Linked DNA regions of Mus musculus: region 1 is linked to region 2. The links are chromatin contacts, found by Hi-C or POLR2A ChIA-PET in ENCODE. All regions are on one chromosome and are shown on one strand. The core of a region is the stretch at or near the end of the contact, and the rest is flanking DNA. Distances in the headings are between cores, read along the strand shown. Region 1 holds the start of Uhmk1 (U2AF homology motif (UHM) kinase 1). Region 2 holds the start of Uap1 (UDP-N-acetylglucosamine pyrophosphorylase 1).

What was found. A loop is a pair of places that touch in the nucleus more often than their neighbours do. ChIA-PET counts read pairs that join two places held with the same protein, here RNA polymerase II (POLR2A).
Region 1: a map of gastrocnemius shows a loop between it and region 2 (4-fold over the local background). The contact joins the promoter of Uhmk1 here to the promoter of Uap1 in region 2. A Hi-C loop is called at or near these places in 4 of 37 maps with a recorded cell type or tissue (T-helper 2 cell, gastrocnemius and heart). POLR2A ChIA-PET finds 5 or more read pairs at or near these places in 2 of 5 experiments (Patski and embryonic stem cell).

The regions. Positions count from the first base shown.
Region 1 is chr1:170,213,468-170,218,567 of GRCm38, reverse strand. It overlaps Uhmk1 (U2AF homology motif (UHM) kinase 1), which reads left to right and starts at 3,161. Exons shown (of 8, transcript NM_010633.4): 1 at 3,161-3,595. The coding sequence starts at 3,328.
Region 2 is chr1:170,172,306-170,177,503 of GRCm38, reverse strand. Uap1 (UDP-N-acetylglucosamine pyrophosphorylase 1) reads left to right here and starts at 2,540. Exons shown (of 11, transcript NM_001305045.1): 1 at 2,540-2,754.

The DNA.
Region 1 (5,100 bases), core at 1,912-4,411, 40 kb before region 2:
TTTCTGATGTGTTTGTTTCATGGGGAAGGGGTGGGTGGCAGAGAGAGAGGGTAGGCAGTCTTTTCTTTTGACTATGTTAGAGCAGAGCTTAATGCAAGAATGATTGATTTTCTTAAGAACAATAATTTGATATGCACGAATAAATTTTTTTATTCTACCCACCCCACATAGCAATACTAATGAGGAAGAGAATGACTGTATTTTTCACTCCTTTAAAATGTGGCAGAGCAGGATGAGGAGAGCTTGTGAGGAATCTTAGTCCTCTTTTTTAAAAACTCGACCATCTGTCTATGTGGAGGCAAGGAAAATGACTTCCCAGTCTCGCTGCTCTCTTCTCCAACTTCTGGTAGAAGCATTGGTAAATAGCAAAATTGGGTTTTAGCACCTGCCCCAAGAAACCAAAAAGCCTTACATAAAAATATTATTTATATTCAGAAGCATAGGCGAGAATCGGTTCCAGAGTTAACTGCTCAGCTTTTAACCCTAAGTCTTTGACTTTTTCGTCATGCACATGGCATTAAACACATGACTTCCAAATTCAGTATCCATTTCTCCTACTATAAAACACTAATGGGTTGTTATGGAGACTGAAAGAAATACCATGTTCCTGTCACAGAATAAGCATAACTGGAATTTAGATTGTTTGTAATGATGGCAGTCCACTCTCAGATGCTGGGGCAGATCAGATTGAGAGGGCTCAAACATATCTTCTTTCTTGGGACTCATGATGGTGCACCACCTCTTCTACTTCTAGCAAGTCCTAGCTGTCCTCCTGCCCCTACAGGTCCTACTACTAGCACTGAGGTTACAGGCATGCCTCCCATGCTTGGTTGTTTTGTTTTACATAGGTGCTCTGGATTTGAACTTAGGTTTACAGGGAGGGAGTCTCTGCATTTAACAGATTAGTGAATATAAATCCATAGTTTAGGAAGTTAGTTCCATTGTCTCACATCATCTTCAAGTTTCTACATGCTAAGAATTTAGCAGCTCTGTGTGTGTGTGTGTGTGTGTGTGTGTGTGTGTGTGCACAAGACAGGATCTAAGGCATGGTTATCTCTCTACCAAATCAGCTTCTGTGATCCAATATCCCACACCGTTTGCTTAAATAAAAGACTTTGTAGAAGAGCTAGTAGCAGGAGATGGGGACCTAATGATTCACAGTTGCCAACTTTAGTTCTGGCTACTTCCTTCTGAAATTGGAGCATGGTGGATGCTAAGGTCAAGCCCCACTCCCTCTTCATCTCATGTCATTTGGTCAGTTAGTGGTCCTCGGGTTATGAGCTGTTATTTGTATTCAGTCATGATGAGGTTATCTGTGTGAATCTGAGTGGTTTGTGAATGGTGATTTGTATGGCCACTTGCGTTAACACAAGTTAACAAGTAGACTAACAAGAGGACTATGGATATAAGAACTAAAATGAACTGGTAGATTGTCAGGGGCTGAAGGAAAGAGGAGTTGGCAGCTTGTTTAATTAGAAGAGAGATTAGTTTCTACAAGATGTATGGAACAAGTTCCTCAGATGTTTGTTGATAATGTTTGCACAAGGTCAAAATATTTTATATTACCTATACACTTAAAAATGACTAATGTGGTAAATGCTACACTGTGCATATTTATATGCATAAAAGCTCTTGTGTTTTTAAAACATTAAGATTCTTTAATCAAATAGGCACCCTGCCCCCCCCCAGTAAGAAGTCTGGAGGATGGTTTTAGGAAGCACAATGGATTTCTACCAAGCTGTCAAGGATCCAGAAACCTTTTGCATTTCTTCTGGGTCATGAATGATCTAGACTTGCGTTTATTTGTCCCTATACACCCAGTTTCCTCTTCTTCCATTAGTTATGAATTTTATGTGAATTTTCTAGCTTGTCTGGAGCTAGCTTGGGTCATATGACTAGGTAAGCACTAGCTAATGGGATACGACCAGAAAACTCAGTACCATTTTGGCTATTTTTGTGCTTCTTTGGTCTCTTTCCCCATTCTCAAAACCATGAAATGCTGAAAGACAAGGCAAACACATAGGTCACAAAGATAAAAGTCCACTGAGATTGGCAGAACCCTGCATTATTAATTGTAGAAGGGAATGCTTCCATATCTAAGACAACATACTTTGGGCTTTTTGGCACAATAGATCACATCCAATTAATATATTAATATGTTGCTTTTATTCTCTCAGTTGCTTCATAAACAGGATGACTAATCTGTCTTTATTTTTTGTTTTGCTTTTTAAGATTTATTTATTTCTATATACACTGAAATTCTGCCTGCATGTTTGTGTAAGAGTGCCAGATGCTCTGGGACTTGAGTTATAGACACTCGTGAGTTGCCATGTGGATGCTGGGAATTGAACCCTGATCTGGAAGAGCAGTCAGTGCTCTTAGCTGCTAAGCCATTTCTCTAGCCCCAACTAATCTGTCTTTAGCTTTACGCTTATTTTCTTAAGCAGGAGATAGGAAGTAACAGGGAAGAAAACACAACATCTAAGTGAGTCAAGTTAGATCTTCCAATAAATCCTTGTTAGTTATGCAGGAAGGTCTTATTGACTAGAGAGAGGGCGTGGTCACAGCCACTTCTGAGAGAGGCCAGGTATTTCTTTTGTGTATATTACTGTTCCAAAGAAAATCGGAGTTATATTAGAAAGGGAGGTGGTAATGATGGATATCAGGAAGATGTGAAAGCACGTAGCTTTCAGCTTGAAACAATAGGTAATAGAAAATAAGATAGCTGCACAAGAGACAAACAGTTCAGTGGCTATGAGGAAATACTGATCTTCCCCAGGACAGGACTTTGGTTCCCATCACCCAAACCCGGCAGCTCACAATCTCCTGTAACTTCAGCACCAAAAGATATTACACCTTCTTCTGACTTCTGCACACATGAGGAACAAATACACAAATATATAAATACAAATATAATAACTCTTTAAAGATAAATAAAACAAAAAAATCAATAATCATATATTTTGCTGGAGCCAGGGCCTTCCTTGCGCATTCAAGGCAAGCACTTTACTACTGTGCTACACCCCATCTCTAATAATTAAGTTTAATATCTCAGTTGTTTTGTGCTAAACAATTTTCCCCCTGGAGGCCCCGCCCCTCTTAGGCCCGCCTCCTTCAGCCTCTAGGATTGGCTTTCCCCCACTTCCGGCTGGGTCCGAGTGCACTCCGGCTTCCGGTGTCATGGCGGCCTGAGGTCCGGGGAGTCGGTCGGAGCGCTGCAGGCCCCTCCCTGCGGAGCGGCGGGTCCGGGCGGGGATGTGACGGCGGGCGCCGCGGGCCTGCCTGGCGCGTCGTGTCGGCTCGCGTGTCCTCGGCCCAGCCCGCACCATGGCGGGGTCCGGCTGCGCGTGGGGCGCCGAGCCGCCGCGCTTCCTGGAGGCCTTCGGGCGGCTGTGGCAGGTCCAGAGCCGCCTGGGCAGCGGCTCGTCGGCCTCGGTGTACCGGGTGCGGTGCTGCGGTACCCCGGGCTCGCCCCCCGGCGCCCTCAAGCAGTTCCTGCCTCCGGGAACCACCGGGGCTGCGGCCTCGGCCGCGGAGTATGGTTTCCGCAAAGAGAGGGCGGCGCTGGAGCAGTTGCAGGGTCACAGGAACATCGGTAATTGTGGCTGTCCCCCATGTCCTGCCCATGTCCCGGCTCAAGCATAAGCGTCCTCCGCCTGGCCCCCGGTCTTTGGTCCTGTAGGTGGGAGGAGAGGATCGGGCCTCACTAGTTGTCACGCGATGCAGGTCCCTTTTCAGTCCACCTTTCCTTTGCAGCTGTCTGAGGTATACGGTGGAAGTGATTATTACATAGCAAATGCTTAGTAAAGTCCAGTTTGCTTAGGTTTTCATCCGGTAGTTAGAAAGTGAAAGGCATGAGTTTGCCAGGTTGTCATGTCTTGAGTGGAAAATTTTGCATCTTTTCCAAATGGAAAATATTCTAGGGCATCCAGTGCCATCATTGACATCAAATGACATACTACTGAGAACGGAAAAAAAAATACATATTTCGTGTGAATTTGGGAGAGGGAACCCAGTGTTACCTAGAAGTTAATGGAAGTGTGATATTTAAGAGCACAGCGTTTGCTTCAGTAAGACTTTCATGACTCAGAGATTTAGAATGTAAGCTTGTTTGGGCCACAGATATATGGAAGCAGTCCTCGTTGCTAATCCACGTACAGGCAGAGAGCTTGTAAGCGGTTATAACTTTGGTTAGTAAAGAAGCGTCATAGATCTTGGCAAATAGAACCCATGTGTAGCTTGAAGAAAGTGTTTGTTTATTTATTTATTTATTTATTTATTTATTTATAATACTACATTGATAGAATGTCCTAATGCTAGTGTGTTTTTCTTTTTTTTCCTTAATCTTACTAAGCGGTATATCACTATAGCTTTGGTGTTTGACAGGAACATTTTTTGCATGCCTCAGTACTTGTTGAATCTCTTGCGTGATTACATTAGAATGTTATTTGTAATTGATGTATATAATATGTGTGTGTGTATATATATATATATATACACGTATATATATGTGTGTGTGTGTGTATACATATGTCTATGTATATACACATATATGTATGTGTGTATATATATATATACACACACATGTACACACACACACATATATATATACATATATATATATATATGTATATATATATATATGAGCATAGAATGCTGTTTTGGATCAGGCAACCTTCAATTTGCTCTTAAGGGTTACTTAATATCATAGGTTTTTAAAGTAATTTTATCTTAAGACCTTAAGGGCATATTCACCCACCACTGAGTGTTGAGTTCTTGGTGAAACACAGGTTGAATAATTGTGCCATATATCGCCATACTTTATTTTATTTAACCCGGCTGTCCAAAGATAATGCTCGCTCCCTGGAAGAATAGTGGAAGTTTCTTGCTTATCATTGTCATTTTTATCCGTGGGGTGGGGTTGTGTGGGTGTGTCTCAGTGGTTAGAGAGCCTTTGCTGTTCTTGCAGAGGCCCGGAGCTCAGTTCCCAGTGTTTCCAGGGATTTGGGTGCCTACTGCCTTGGTGGCCAAATGACACTGGGGTAACGCTCGAGGAATTTTTCATTAGACTTTAAAAGAAAAACCCCAGGGCAGGCAAGC
Region 2 (5,198 bases), core at 1,291-3,790:
CAAGCCAAGCTGTTAAGTAAGTAATGTATTTCACAAAGTTAAAATAATTTATAACTTAGCCAAATATATCTACCTAAAACCATAGAACCTATTATTAATATATGATATTTTCAAATTTTAAATTATCTCACAATAATGGCTCATTTAAAGCATCTTTTCTCAAAAGGGAGTAGAGAAGGGTGATTACTGTTTCATTCATATATATACATACACACATACATATATACATATATGTATACATACATACACACACATATACACACATACATATATATATACATATATATGGAAATCCAGTGAAACTCATTAATATGTATAATACATATTATGATAAAAAGAAAGCATCTCATACTCTGATATAACGTTTTTTGTCTGTGTGTTTCTGGGGGTTGAGCTTATATATCCTAAGCAAGTGCTCTTATCTTTGAGCTGCATAGCCAGCCTTATCTGTAGCTTTAGCACACGTGACTATTCTTATCATTGAGCTGTATCCCCAGCCTTATCCGTAGCTTTATCACATCATGTGACTCTTCTGCTTCTCCTTTCATTTTCCCCAGATCTGTTTTCAGCTAATACTCCTCATCGACTACTGTACACGAGTACTCTGTCCTTTCCCTTTCCCTCTGTCAACTGTACCGTGTCCTTGTGCTGTTGTGTTTTGTGTATTTCTCAGTGTTGGTGATCATTTCTTTCCAGGTCTCATAATACCCATCTAAGTATCTGTCCGCCCATTCACCCGTCCACCTATCCAGCTAATAGACAAAACTGTTACCCATTTATTTTTTTAAACTGAGTTGAGCTCACACCACTAAGAATCTGTACCTTTTGGCAGGTACTCCCTTTTGGCACTTCAAATTTCCAAGTGTGTGTGTGTGTGTGTGTGTGTATATATATATATATATATATATAAAACAAAAGCCTTGGAGGCAGAGAACTAAAGGGCAGCCTTCAGAAGTGTTGGGTGGTCCCTCACTCCTTTCTGAAGCTAAGGCCTCTGCTTTCTCTGAGCTCTAATGCTCATCTGAGCCTTTGCTGCTGCACTCACGGCCGTCCCTTAGGAAGAAGGAGCACGTCTCTCCCCTGCCTCTCTCATTGTATTGGAATCCCTTGAAGAAATAGACTCTTGATTCCCCTGTAGAGTCTATTGTAAGTTCTACTGTAGAATAACTCAATAAATAAATACGTTTTGGACAATATGCTCTTTATTGACTGCTGTAGCCGCCAATTTCTTTCTAAGAGAATGCTTCTACCCCAGGGACTTGCACACATAAAGAAGGTCAAGAGATTCTGGGCAACCCCATTGTGGGCAGGCTCTGAATTCTTCACTTAAGACTCGGTACTTTCCAAGCTGGAAGTATGAAAACTAGAGAACACACCCGTGTTGTTAGTCTTGCTCCAGGAAGGCACACCTACCACTATCAACAGCACTGTGGGTGCCATTTACAGCTTCTCAGGCGACGTGGCGTTCTGACAGGATTCCAGAGAGCATGCAAGGCTAAGGCCAAGCAAATACTGCTAATAATATATCATGTCCTTCCTTGATCCTGTTCCACCAAGCTGTTTATCCATCTAATCTCTCAAAGCCACAAAGGTGCCTTAACAGATGGGCAACTACGTTTTTATTTACAAATGATACCCCTTGTTAAATGATATTTCTAAATGACATAAATTGATAGTAAAGTCTGGATTAAAAATGAATACGCAAGAATGACTAAGAAAACACTGAAAATGTAAAATGAGGAAGCCTATCCACCTGATGGAAAACATCCTGATATGTTAAATTTAGTTGCTTTTGACATCTCAACAAATTGGACTCTCGTTTCAAAACCTGCAAAAACCCAACATAATAGCTCTAAATATAAATGCAACTTCATAACACTGAGATTATAGCCTGCACATGCACATCTGCTGCCTATGCTGTAACAGGACAGTTGAATTTTAGCTCTCCTCTCCTAGCTAAGTTCTTGCTCTCTGGGCCGGTTCTCCCTGACTGGCACATTTTGCATGGCCTCGGGTCATCTAATCCCTTTTGATTGCATTTCGTTCACTAGTCGCTGTGCAAAAGGCAACCCGGCTGTGTCGACACCCAAGAGACTCCGAAGACAATGGCAGAGGAAGCCCGGGTCACTGGCAAACAGGTATGTGGAGAATTAGAGACAAAATCAGCTAGCTTAAGGTCACAGGCCTGCCTTGGAGGGATCTCTGCCTAGAAACCGGCGGGTCTTTCCCAACCACACCCGTGGGCGTTCGGAAATCCGTCACTTGAAGACTCACTGCCAGCGCCGCGCTCCCTACCAGGCGCTCTGATCCGCCCCGGGTGACCGAGAGGACCCGCCCTGCAGTTTGTCCTTAAGGTGGCGCCTGGCCTCACCTCCCCGCGAAGCCGCGCGCGTAGCCGGCCCCGCCCCTGCTAGTGCGTGGGGGGCGGTACCACAGACTGACAGGATCCTTGGCCATCCTATTGGGCAAGAGTCTGAGTGACGTAAAGAGGCTCCTCCTTCCTGTCGCCGGTGCCCGCCCCTTTGGCTGTTCTCGGTCGCTGACGTGTCGGGCCGGCAGGCTTCCGCTCCGCCCCTGGGCCGCAGCCACTCACCGCGGCGGGAGGGGCCGGGTGGCCGGGGCCCGCGCTCCCCTCGGCCGCTGCTCGTGGCCCGCCCCGCCGCCCCGGCCCCTCGGATGACAGTATATATTCCAGGCGGGCGCGGGACACGGGCGAGTAGCCGAGCCGAAGGAGCCGCGGGATTGTCGAGGGAGGTAGGGACCCCCTTCACGCGCGCGCTCCCATGCCTAGCGCGGGGACCCGGCTACGCGTTGCCGCACCTTGCTCGGCGTCCGCTGCTCGGAGCTCCGGAGAGGCGTGGGCTGTGTCGCGGCGGGGCGGGGATGCGCGCGCGGAGGGTCTTGGGGGAGACCTGAGGGAGGAGGCTTGGGTGATGATGGAGTTCCCGGCGCTTGTCAGCGCTGTTTTTGAGTTGGGGGAAGAGGAGCCAGGAGGGTTTCAGGCTAGGGCCCGGGCATAGTTGTGCCACTTCTGGGGTTCACCGGTGGGAATAAGTGATCGCTGTTACTGTTGGGAAAGCGCGTTGGGGTGTTTTGAACCCACGAGGGTAAGAATTGATAGTTCCGACCAGGACAGTGGATCCCAATGGGGGATGTGACTAGCACAGGACCCGCTTGCCTTCGCTTGATACTGATAGTGAGAGAGGTTCAGATTTCAGGGTTTTCCCCTCAGTTGGACTGGAGGAACGGTGAGGCTGAGAGCACACATATGCTCTAGAAGATTTTTTAAAAGTTTGGTGTGAAGGCTGACTGGCCTTCATCGGCATACTATGAGATCTGATATCCGATGGTAATGATCATGCATTTATGAGAGGCACAAGTTTAAGGACTTGGAGGTGAAGTTCACTGGGCTTGGATCCAAGAGTTTGCAGCAAACCAAAAGCATTTATCCATTTCGTTATTAGTTGACTCACTTGGCTGAGGGAAAAGACTTCATAGTCTGTCCTGTTAGTTAGTGGTTAGGACTCAAGTCAGTCTCAGTACCATTCCTCCCCACCCCCACCCCAGCCCCTCCCCTCCCCTCTTTTTTCCTGTTTCGTTTGTTTGTTTGTTTGTTTCCGAGACAGGGTTTCTCTGTGTAGCTTTGGTTGTTGGAACTCACTCTGTAGACCTGGCTGGCCCAGAATTCAGAGATCCATTTACCTTAAAGATATGTACCGCCACTGCCTGGCTCCATGTGTCCCCCCCACCCCACCCCCACCCCCCAAAGCGATTTACTAACCCACCCTGAGGACATATAGCAGCAGAGGTGGGGGTGGAATTGGGAAATACTGGACGTCCTTAATGTGGCATTTAAATTCTAATAAAGGCATGTTTGATAATGGTTTGTTGGGTATGTTGATCCAGGTGTGTTAGGTTGTAGGCACACACCAAATTTAGTCATAATTTCTAGTGCAGACTTTTGTTCTTAGTATAAAAATCCACGTCTTTTTAATTCTCTTCTCTATTGCTGTATACCATTTGAATTTAGTTACACACACACAGCTCTCAAGAAAAATGAGTAGGAGATGCAGTACTATGGTTATCGCTGTGTCAGGTAAATATAACCGTATTTATTATGAATGTTACACAACACATAAATGGACAGATTTGATTTTGGTAATAAGATTTGTGGATTGCTGGTGTTCTGGGACCAGATATCAAAGTTTACAATGAGTTGTTTTATTTGCATGAGTATGTTTTTCTCCAAGCACCCAAAGTACTACCCAGTACTTACTGAATGAGCTAGCTAGCTAGGTTGCGCTCTCTCTCTCTTTCTCCTTTTTCTGAGACAGGGTTTCTCTGTGTAGCTCTGGCTGCCCTAAAACTCATTCTGTAGATCAATCAGGCCTCAAACTCAGAGATCCACCAGCCTCAGCCTCTGCCTCTGCCCAGACCACCCTGGCCGGGAACTCACAGAGATTTGTCTACCTCTTCAGTGCTGGGATTAGCGGAGTGAGCCTCCTCTGCCCAGCTTTGAATGACTTTTAAAGGAACAGTTCTACCTAATATTTACCATAGTATGTGTGCGTGTACTTTTAGTAGAAGAGGCCTCTTTGCTTTTTAATCTTCAGGATATATGAAAAAGGCCGGGTCGTCTTCATGAGGAAATACATACACCAGGGAAGTGAAATTATTTGCACAGTGTCAAATGATGGGCAGGGGACAACTGGAGCAAGGAACCACAAACTAGGGGGACTTCTTTGGTTGCATGTGTCCCTAGTGATCTGACTACAACATGCTTCCTCCAGTGCTCACAAAAACAGTGCTGAACATGAGACCCCGGGAATCATTCCTTGGAAAATAATACAAATCTACCTCTCCCTACTGTCTTATTTTTTGAGAATTTTGTACATGTTCTTATTAAATGCTTTTTTAAAAAGTGATATAACAAGCCTTTAATCCCAGCACTCGGGAGGCAGAGGCAGGTGGATTTCTGAGTTCGAGGCCAGCTTGGTCTACAAAGTGAGCTCCAGGACAGCTAGGGCTATAAAGAGAAACCCTGCCTCGAAAAACCAAAAAAAAAAAAAAAAAAAGAAAAAAGAAAAAAAAAAGTGATATAACTCTTGAAACCTAGATGTCAACTGAATTTTTTTTTTTCTTTTGGTTTTTTGAGACGGTTTCTCTGTGTAGCCCTGGCTGTCCTGGAACTCTCTCTG